2 separate regions of the Mus musculus genome follow, and region 2 is linked to region 1. The links are chromatin loops, found by intact Hi-C in ENCODE. Cell type or tissue: heart. All regions are shown on one strand.

Evidence for each region. Peaks named below come from ENCODE experiments on the same cell type or tissue, not always from the same donor. Only the 100,000 strongest peaks of a DNase experiment are listed, where the experiment ranks them.
Region 2: it touches region 1 in a loop (3-fold over the local background); 7 of 42 quality-filtered maps call a loop at or near these places.

The regions. Positions count from the first base shown.
Region 1 is chr8:118,279,149-118,284,148 of GRCm38, reverse strand. It overlaps Cdh13 (cadherin 13), which reads right to left and starts at 538. Exons shown (of 14, transcript NM_019707.5): 1 at 251-538. The coding sequence starts at 295. All of the region lies in intron 2 of Gm51555 (a long non-coding RNA gene), which reads left to right. In heart, a CTCF peak has its summit at 2,332; a DNase peak (open chromatin) is centred at 408; H3K4me3 peaks cover 1,105 bases; H3K27ac peaks cover 559 bases.
Region 2 is chr8:119,061,829-119,066,828 of GRCm38, reverse strand. All of the region lies in intron 6 of Cdh13 (cadherin 13), which reads right to left. Among named protein-coding and RNA genes, the nearest start is that of Gm31893, 6.9 kb to the right of the region's middle. In heart, a CTCF peak has its summit at 2,084 (motif pointing right); no DNase peak of the experiment used is centred here; H3K27me3 peaks cover 661 bases.

The DNA.
Region 1 (5,000 bases):
ATGAGCTTACACGCGCACACACACACACACACACACACACACACACACACACACACTAGCCGGCAAGAGGAGCCAGGCTCCTCTAGGATCGGAGCTGAGGGTGACCTCGCATCTGAGCTAGCCGGGTATATCTGCACGGCGGCTAGCAGAAGCCCCGCGTCCCTCCGATTGCTTCTGGCCATCACCAAGCAGGGCGATCTGAATGCAGAAAGCTGGTGGGAGCGCGCTGACTGCGGCTCACATTCCCTACCTGGGACAGCAGGACGCACAGGGTGAGCGGAGTTCTCGGCTGCATCTTGCCCGACTAGAAGAAGCGCCTGGCGGCGTTTGCATTCACACACGCGGCTGCACTGAGCATATTTTCCGTGGGAGCCAGCCTTTGAGGAGAGGCTCTGCCTCGCCAGCCAGCCAACTTCCCAAATAGATCAGCGGCAGCATCGCGAAAGCATTGGGTAGCGGCTGATGACCAGGACCAATGGCTTTACAAGACGGATTCCTTCATAACGCTCCCTCGTTTTGCATGGCAGATAGGGGCGAGCACCTCGCAGGGAGAGCCCCCTCCGAGCAAGGAGGCGGCACGTTGGCTTTTTTTTTTTTTTTTTTTTTGACTCCTGGTGCCCAGCCTCACAAATCAGGCTGGGCAATGCCAACTGATTCCACTTTCCCTAGGAACTGGAATTGCACCCGGGACCGGCAGCCACTTCTAACACATTGCGAAAAAAGATTCTCTTTATTAAAATGTTAATAAGATCCACTTTATTCCCAATAAATCACATAAAATGACCCCCGCAGCCGCAGCCCTCTATGCCCTAAGAGTCTTGCTGGTAGATTTCTTTGGCTTTGTTTTTCGTTCGCCCTCTCCCCCTCACCCCCCCCCCGCCCCCATCGGCCCCCAAAGTGGCTCAGCCACCGGTGGTGTTTGGTGTTTTTCTGCCATCACCACAAATCACAGAGTGGACAGATCAATTCTAGCTTGCAGGAAAAATCCATCAAGGAGCAATAGATTTTATTAACTGCTCAGGTGAGGGTGGGACTGGCCGACACTCCACAAGCGTGAACCAAAGCCAGAGTGAGTCATGGCTTGAGAAAATTCTGTTTTTCCCCCTTTGGATGTGACCTTTCAGAGTCCCTGAGCTATTCCCAAGGGCTCGAAACAGTGCTAGCCATGGCTCAAGGAGTCCTAGAGTTGGGGAGTGTTGGAGATTAGAGAAACAGGGACACATAAGGCGGTTCTTCCCTCGAAGAGATCTAAAGCTAAGGCAGGAAAGTCCTTATTTTCGTGCAGCTTTCTTCCTGAGAGGACTTATGGGTTTTACAATAAAAGGCATTTATCCATCTGAGATAGAAAACTTGGACCGCAAAAAAAGTTTATAAAACTAAAACGCTAACTTCCAACTACAACCGAGTTGCTGTGATTTGGACAAATGAGCTTCCTAGTAGCCAAAGCAATATGAAAAAGAAAATGAATGCCATTTTTGTTGTAGAAAATGTGTATAAGTAGCCGGGCAGTGGTGGCGCATGCCTTTAATCCCAGCACTTGGGAGGCAGAGGCAGGCAGATTTTTGAGTTCCAGGCCAGCCTGGTCTACAGAGTGAGTTCCAGGACCGCCATGACTACACAGAGAAACCCTGACTCAAAAAAACCAAACCAAACCAAACCAAACAAAACAAAAACAAAAACAAAAAAACAAAAAAAAAAAATATATAAATGAAAAAAAAGAAAGAAAGTAAAGAAAATGTGTATAAGTTACATTCAATACTGGTATCAATATATCACGTGGCATCTGTCACAGCGAGACACTGAGCAATAGGCCAGTGGGTTTGGGAAATATTTCAACTGCCAGCACAGGGCCTGGGATGATGAGACAGTGATTGGTATGTATCAAAGAGCAGATAGCTAAGTCAATCAAGAACTAGCAGACGGTAAGGAGGACCCTAGAGTCTGGAACTGAACTAGCCTGCTGACACCCCAGCTCTTTATTCAGAGCAAGTTGCCCAGACTTTGAGTCTCCATTTGTCTCCTGGCTAAAACTCCTAAGGTCACACTGCGGATTCAGCGGCACCTCGTTGAATGAGCACCTCACCCACTCAAACTGACATGCTTTCTAAAATTCCTCCCTTGTCTGCGCCTTGGCCATAAGGTCACTGCATGTGATTCTCCCCCACCCCCACCCCCCAAGGGCCTTCGTGACAATGCTTTCATGTCTGGTGCTTGGTTGTTTTAGCCAACTACACACATTACAGATAGCAATGCCATCCGGAGAGCCCACAGACGATATTGAGGAAACCACTGCCTCATCCGTTCTCATCTGATCGCCTAAATAGCGCCACCTGCCCTGAGAATTTCATAAACATGTCCTGTAGTAGATGGCATTCCATAAAGAGGACAGTGTGAGAGCCATGTGTACAGAAATCCGTCCCCCACATTGCTGCTCAGAGATAGCAGACAAGCTTGGAGTCTACAGAGATCCAAATAAGGATATCTGAAATCTCTCTATTAGTCTCTATTCCAGGAAAACCGTCATCTGGTCAACCAGAGGCCAGCTACCCTGAGACCAGAGGTTAGCAAATATAGACAAGGAGACAGGAAGAGGGGACAGCTCAGCTCAGAGGATGGGTAATCAAGGTAACAGTGCACTGGTAGAATCGAAAGGTCTTCCCTTATCTTCATAACAACAGCCTTGCCCAGGGAGGCCACTCATTGAGTAGGGAGGGTCCTAGATACCCTTAACGACAGTTGGTGTCCTGCCTTTATACTTTGGTCAGCCTTCATGCGCTCTCCCCAATCCATCATCCTTAGTGTCTCTCGCAAAATGTACCTAGGCTTCTGCCTTCTAAGTAAATGTCAGGGCTAGACTTGTTTCCAATTGGGGTGTAGCACGTGACCAGATCTAGCCAAGGAGCTGTGATTGAGAGTGACATGTGTCACTGCAAGGCTGGGGTGTTTGTTTCATGGCCACTGTCAGACAGGCTGGTTTGTTTCCCTGGTAATAGGGATCAGAAGCATTTGTGCAAAGTGCCTTTACTGGGGAGTATTCGCAGGTAAGCATCTGCAGGAAGACAGTGTAGAAACAGATGTGAAGAAAGTGTAGTCACAACAGAGGCCCTGACCATCCCAGAGCCCCCAGCTTAGAACAGCCCTTCAGACTTTACCCTGGTGGTGTTAGAGTTTTACTGGTTTTTGTTTGTTTGTTTTGTTTTTAGATTTATTTATTTTATGTATATGAGTACACTGTCACTATCTTCAGACACACCAGAAGGGGGCATCGGATCCCATTATAAATCCCCAGGTCTATGGGTTTGTTTTAGGTTTTGGTTTTTTTGTTTTGTTTTTTGAACTAATTAAGCCATTAGTTAGATTTATGCCTCCCACCACCACCACCCCCAAGTCATGAGTGAGATGATTTGGCTTGGCCAAGAGCAGTTCTCTAGTCTGATCTCAAATCCATCACACACATGCATAGCTGAGGTGATGGCCTAAGACACAGATGGCCCTACAGGTTTGATGGTTTCAGCAAAGACAGGTGCAGCTTGTGAATTGGAATCTTGACCATCCCACGCTAGCATCCCTGGGTTTCTGTTCTGGGAGCTTCGGCTCTCCAGAAGGAAAGCTCCAGTTGGGTTTTGACTCTAAGGATGTCTGTTCCTCACTATTTCCTTGCCTCTTCTTCTACAAACTCACCAATGCTTGGAAGAGTTGTGTTCTCAAGTCTTGAGGTATTCCTAAAAACACTTGGGGGACTCTGGCTCTCTAAGCTTAAAATGGTCAGAAGAGTCTTGCCAGCAGGCTAAGGGCTGGGGTGGGTCCTGCAGGATCCACCTACATTGAACTAGTAGCTTTGACACTCTGAGTCTCAATTTCCATTCAGTAGAATGGGACTCCTAACATGGTTACACTCCAAGAATGGCTGCAAAGCCCAAATATGATTTGGTCCCTTCTCCCCCCACCCCCACCCCCACCCCCGGTCCATCCCCCTCCATACTCAGAAAATGTGATTTGGTCTTAAAACATGGGATGGAGTTTTGTTCAACCAAGACAGAAAATAAATCATTTCCTTCTGATGATAAAAGGCTTCTAAAAAGAAAATCTATTTTTTCTTTTGTTTATGTGGTTCCACTTGTTTTCCTTTGGGGACCCTAGTGGGGAACTTTCCACTGATGGATTGATCAATGGTGGCCAATACTGCCCAGTCCTGAGAGCTACAGCTCTCTACCTGTCCCCACTCTGCCTCCTCTATGCCAGCCCTCAGCAACCACTGTAACGGATGGAAAACTGTCTTTAGACCCTTTCAAGGGACTTCAACTTGGCCGGAGAAGTGACAGGTCATCTAACAGCCAGCAGCTGCCTCCTGTGAGTGCCAGGGGTTGGGACTATTTCCTCTGCTTGGATGACGTGGCTGAATACATTCCAGAGTGAAGAAATGGCTGTGGATGTGTGCATGCTTGTGTGTATGTGCACAGGAACATGGGATATGTGTATGCATTTGCACACGTGGATGCATGATAGCAATAGGTGTATAGTATAGCCAAGATACATTTTTCAAGTTTTGCCTGGACCATTGTTGGTAACAGAATAATGGCAAAATAAATAGGCACTTTTATGAGAAGAGACAGCTCAGAGTGACTGGAGGAGGCTGCTGGATATAATGGACATACTAAGGCAGAATGGAAGGAAGTCTATGCTACTAGTCAATGAGTCTTGATACTAACCATGCTGTCAGCCTAAGATGGCACACGATCTTTCAGTTCTCTTTGGCCAGGGAATCACCCACTTTTCCTAAGCTAGAAGCCTGTTCTAGACTTCTTCAGAGCCCTCTGTGACACTCAATATCTCACTCCAACCAGCATCTCCTGCTCTACCTTGAACTTGGCTATGGGACTGGTGGGGGACAAGAAACAATGGCAGGCCAGCCAAGTCCAAGTCTCAAGAGGCCCTCTCTGCTTCAGCGTTCTCTCTCTCTCTCTCTCTCTCTCTCTCTCTCTCTCTCTCTCTCTCTCTCT
Region 2 (5,000 bases), 780 kb before region 1:
TTTCCTATTTGTATACCATTTACTTTATTCCCCATGTCAGGGTTCTAGCTAAGATGTCAGCGACTACGTGGAGTGAGATGGAGATGGGGGACACTTATCCATGTTCCTGATATCAGAGCAAATGCTTTGAGTTTTCCCCCATTTAGTGTAGTACTTAACCTCTATTACATTGACTTACTGTGTGTGTGTGTGTGTTCCTGTGAGAGCACACACAAATGCCTAAGCATGTGTGTGCTATTGTGCATGGAGGCCGGAGGTGAAGGTCGGATGTCTCCCTCGATTGCCCTCCATTGGCTGAGTCACCTCACCAGGTTCTGAGGCATGTGTCTATTTCTAACCATATTAAGCAAAAGAACACAGACTCAGAAAGACACATAGCATGCATGGGTCATCTATCTCATGTAAATGAGATGAAGGTCACACTTAAGCTCACTGTCTCTCTGGAGACATATCAGCGGGATGGGTTCTTGGGTGAACCCTGCATACAAGGAGGATGATGTAAGAACCAGATACTGAGCCCCTGAACTCATAAAGGCTTGGAAAGAAACTCTAGTAGATGAGAAACACGGACTAGATGATACGCGTGTGGCGAATACAGGAGAGAACTTCTCTTTGATATACAGTGAGCTATTGACAGACCAAGCATATTACCTGGAAGTCAACAGCACCCCCACTTCCAGTCAGAGCTGAGCAACAGCCTCAGACGGCGGCAAAATGTGTTCCGGGCCCTGCCAGCCACATGTTCTTGCCCAGTGGGCGTGGCTTCTGTGGCACTGGACTTCTTGGTAAATGTCACTGGATTTGTACTGTTCCCTTTACGCCACCATTTACGTTGAGTGCATAAGTGTGTGTTTGTATTTGTGGTGGACAGATATATGGGAGCCAGGAGTTGGCAATGGCTTCCTTAGCCACTTCCACCCTTCTTTAACTTCTTTGTGAATGACAAGATCTGTCACTGAGCCTGGAACCCACCAACTAGGTTATGCCCTAGGAAGCCCCACGTTCCCACCTTCCCAGAGTGGGGCTCACAGGCACACAGCACCACTCCTAGCTCTTGTGTGAGTGCTGGAGACAACTCGGGTCATCACGCTTGTGCTGCAAGCATTTCGCTGATCGGTCTCTCTGTGCTTTTATGGACCAGCTCTTGCCTCATGGAAGCATTTAGGATTTTTGTCCCCAAGGATTGGACAAACATTTTAGTTGGAAAGGCTTATTATAGAACATTCTAGAGTATTGTAAGAGCAAACCACATTATAGATGATCGTTTTTATTTGAGGCATGTAAGTAGTGATACCTGCTCACAGGGATGCCACTGGCCAGTCTCTGTTCCTGTGGTCAAGTCTGACAAACAGACCCCAGTCCCCTCTAGCACAGGGCTGCGGGGCTGTGGAGGTTCATAACCAGGAGTGTTTTGTGTCTTTTCTCTACCCCACCTGCCATGCATCATTCTCCACACGAGGAATCCTGTCTTCGCATGTTCTTGCCAAGGCCACCAATAACCTTAAGTGATTCTGTCCTGTGTCCTTCCCTCAGAGGCTCCCTGGAGCCTCCCCTGCCTCAGAAAGATGGAGCCAGTAGTCCAGGCCAGCTTCCTCAGGAACATGAAGCCAGCATCCAAGGCCAGGTTCCTCAGGAACACAGAACCAGCATCCAAAGCCAGCTTCCTCAGAAACACAGAGCTGGTATCCCAGGGCAGCTTACGGAGGAAGATATCTTTTCCACTCATTCCTGCCTTCTTGCCTCCAAAAATCCTAGTTATTCTAAAAAAGTAGCAATAACCACGAGGGGCTTATCAACAGTAACAGCGGCCACTGTGCCCAGGCTCACAGGGAGCTAGCCACTCTTTCCAAGCTAAGCACAGAAGACTTGGCACGCATGACCCCTTCAGCACTTCCCCAGATCAACCATCTCCAGTGGCCTTGCCTTGTGCATTATTAGGCTTTCCCGTGGTTCACAGCACACATTAACTCACCGGCGCCATTATCAAGCATATTGTGGCATAAACACTGTTAGATGTTTTGAGGGGGTCGTAGAACAGATTCCTTTCCCGGCTTTCTAAACCCCGTCAATGCAGGTATATGGCCACCAGGTGGCAGTAAAGCACCACTACGGAGATTGTTTTGCCTATCTAAAGGTGGCCACCAAGATCCTCTCCTTTTATTATACACAAAGACACACTTTTGTTAAATGCTTAAGCAGCCTAGTTTAACTCCAGGTAGGGCACGTGACCTAATGACATCATCACCGTATTTCTGATTCAGTTACTCTTCGGGATATGAGACAACTAGAGTCCACGGAGTTTGGCTAGATAGTGGAAGGTCTTCTATCATTGACTCCCACTCCTGAGGGGAGGAGGAGGAGAACGGGGGGGGGGGGGGTGGAAGAGGAAGTGGGAAGGGAGGGGGGAGGAGGAGGACAAAGAGGACAGAGGCACAAAGCAGCTCCGGAGTTAGATGGTTCCTCTCTCCACACTTCCAGGGCTTGGCTTCCCATCTTCTAGATCTAGTGACCTGCCTGTGTCCACTTTCTGCCCCACCCCCACTCCCTACCCTGCCCAAGGCCAGGGATGCCTGAAGACAGTTTACAAAGCTGGAGGCTATGAAGGCTAGTGGTGGAAACTTGCTTCCTTAAAAGCAACTGAAAGTCACACCTCCCTGGTAGATGTTTTGTTCCATGGAAGTTTTTGAGCACAAAGCTTGAAGCACAAAACTTCAAGAAGGAGAGAGGTGCTCTTTTGGGGGCTGTTACCACTGCATACCCAGGGACTGGTGGCTCTAAGCTTGGTGTCTGGCTGTTCTGCAGACCCAAGTCCCTTCCACTCTACTGCCCACCTTTCCAGCTAACACTTCAGGGAAGACAGGCTCTCAAGTCAACACTAAATATTCCTTCCTTCATGAAAACTTGTAGCTGCTTCTTAGGACCTTTAGCTAGGAGATCTAGAAAGCCAACTGTGTTTCTTAGCTAAGTGATGGAGAGCCTGTTCTGAATTCTCATGATAAAAGGAAGGGCTGGGGGAAACATGATTATCTTTATCATCAACAAAAACACACTGTATGTCTGTAGTGTGTGTGTGTCTGTAGTGTGTGTGTGGTGTGGGGAGAGAGAGAGAGGGAGAGAGAGAGAGAGAGAGAGAGAGAGAGAGAGAGAGAGAGAGAGAGAGAGAGAGAGAGAGAGCGCAAGCACTGGGGGTACGGCTCAATGGGCAGGAACATTTGCTGTCAAGCATGAGGCTCCAAGTAGGGATCCCAGCAAACACTAAAAATGCTAGGTTTGGCTGCATGTGCATCAGGAACACAATGTTCCAGGTGTGTGCAGCAGAGGCAGGGGGATCACTAGGGCTTACTGGGTACAACACAGCTCCAGGATGAGTAAGAGACTCCAACTCAAGGGATATGTTAGCAGAGAGTGCTAACATAGCATACCCAAAGTCTTCCTCTGGCCTGCCCAGACACATGCACGGCACACACTTGTGAGCATACACCCCATTTACATATTCACATAGATACCTCCACCATGCTCACATATGCATGTACATAAAAAATAAATACATTAGGAAGAAGGAGGAAGAGGAGGAGGAGGAGGAGGGGAAGAGGAAGAGGAAGAGGAAGAGGAGGAGGAGGAAGAGGAAGAGGAGGAGGAGGAGGAGGAGGAAGAAGAAGAAGAAGAAGAAGAAGAAGAAGAAGAAGAAGAAGAAGAAGAAGAAGAAGAAGAAGAAGAAGAAGATCATTTGTGGGGAGATGTGAACATCACCCCTTCCCTACTGTCAGAGCAGCAAGGGAATTGAGTCCCTGAGTAGGAGATGGAGACCAAGGAGGGAGACTGGACAGGTGAGATTTTAAGGTGTGGTGTTTGTGCATATGTGTGTGTGTGTCTGTGTGTGTGGATGTATCTGTGTGTGTATGTGTGTATGAGTGTGGATGTGTCTGTGTGTACATGTGTGTATGGGGGGGTATATACATGTGTGTGTCTGTCTGTGTGTATGTGTTTTATGTGTCTGTGTGTCTGTGTGTATGTGTGTGTATATGTCTGTGTGTCATGTGTGTGGGATGTGTGTATATGTGTGTATGTGTCTGTGTATATGTGTGTGTGTATATATGTGTGTGTGTGTCTCTGTGTGTATGTGTATTTGTCTGTGTGTTGTGTGTATATTTAAGGGTGTGTATGTGTCTCTCTGTGTGTATGTGTGTATATCTGTATGTATGTGTGTGAGTATGTGTCTGAGTGTTGTGTGTGTAGTATGTGTGTGTACATGTGTGTATGTGTGTGTATGTGTATATGTGTCTGTGTATGTATGTTTGTCTGTGTATGTGTGCTGTGTGTGTCTGTATATGTTTGTCTGTTTATGTGTGCTGTATGTCTGTGTATATATGTGTGCGTTTATGTGTATGTATGTATGTATGTATGTGTATATGTGCATGTGTGTCTGTGTGTATATGTGTGTCATGTGTAGTGTGTATGTGTATGCTGTGTCTGTGTGTCTGTGTGTGTAACATGTGTGGTGTGTATATGTGTGTGTGTTGGAGAGGTGATGGAAGATGAAAGCAGGAGATAATATTTTGGGGGCAGAATGGGACCAGCAAAAGAGGGTATGGGTGTAGGCAGGGACAGTGGGGAGAGGAACAGGAACTTTAATATAAAGACCGACAGGCATAAGCATGCCATCATGAAGCCATTAGTTTGTATACTAACTAAAAATTACTAACAGAATAAGAAATAAAAAATGCCTCGGACCTTAAAACAAACAAAAGAAAAAGAATCCCTGGGGTGGGGGCAGCAAAGCCTTAACGTAGCTTCATCTATCCCTTCAATCCCAGGCTGCCGCTGTCAGCCTTGCAGAAGTAGAAACTACCTGCTTTTAGTAGACCGTGGCACGGGACATCGAGGTGCATTGTGGGAGGCATTGTCTACTCTGCGGCAGAGAAGCCTCACTGATTTGGAAACTTGGATCTGTTCCCGTGCACCGTGTCTTCGATCTCTGTCTCCTGGGACTTGGGCTTCTA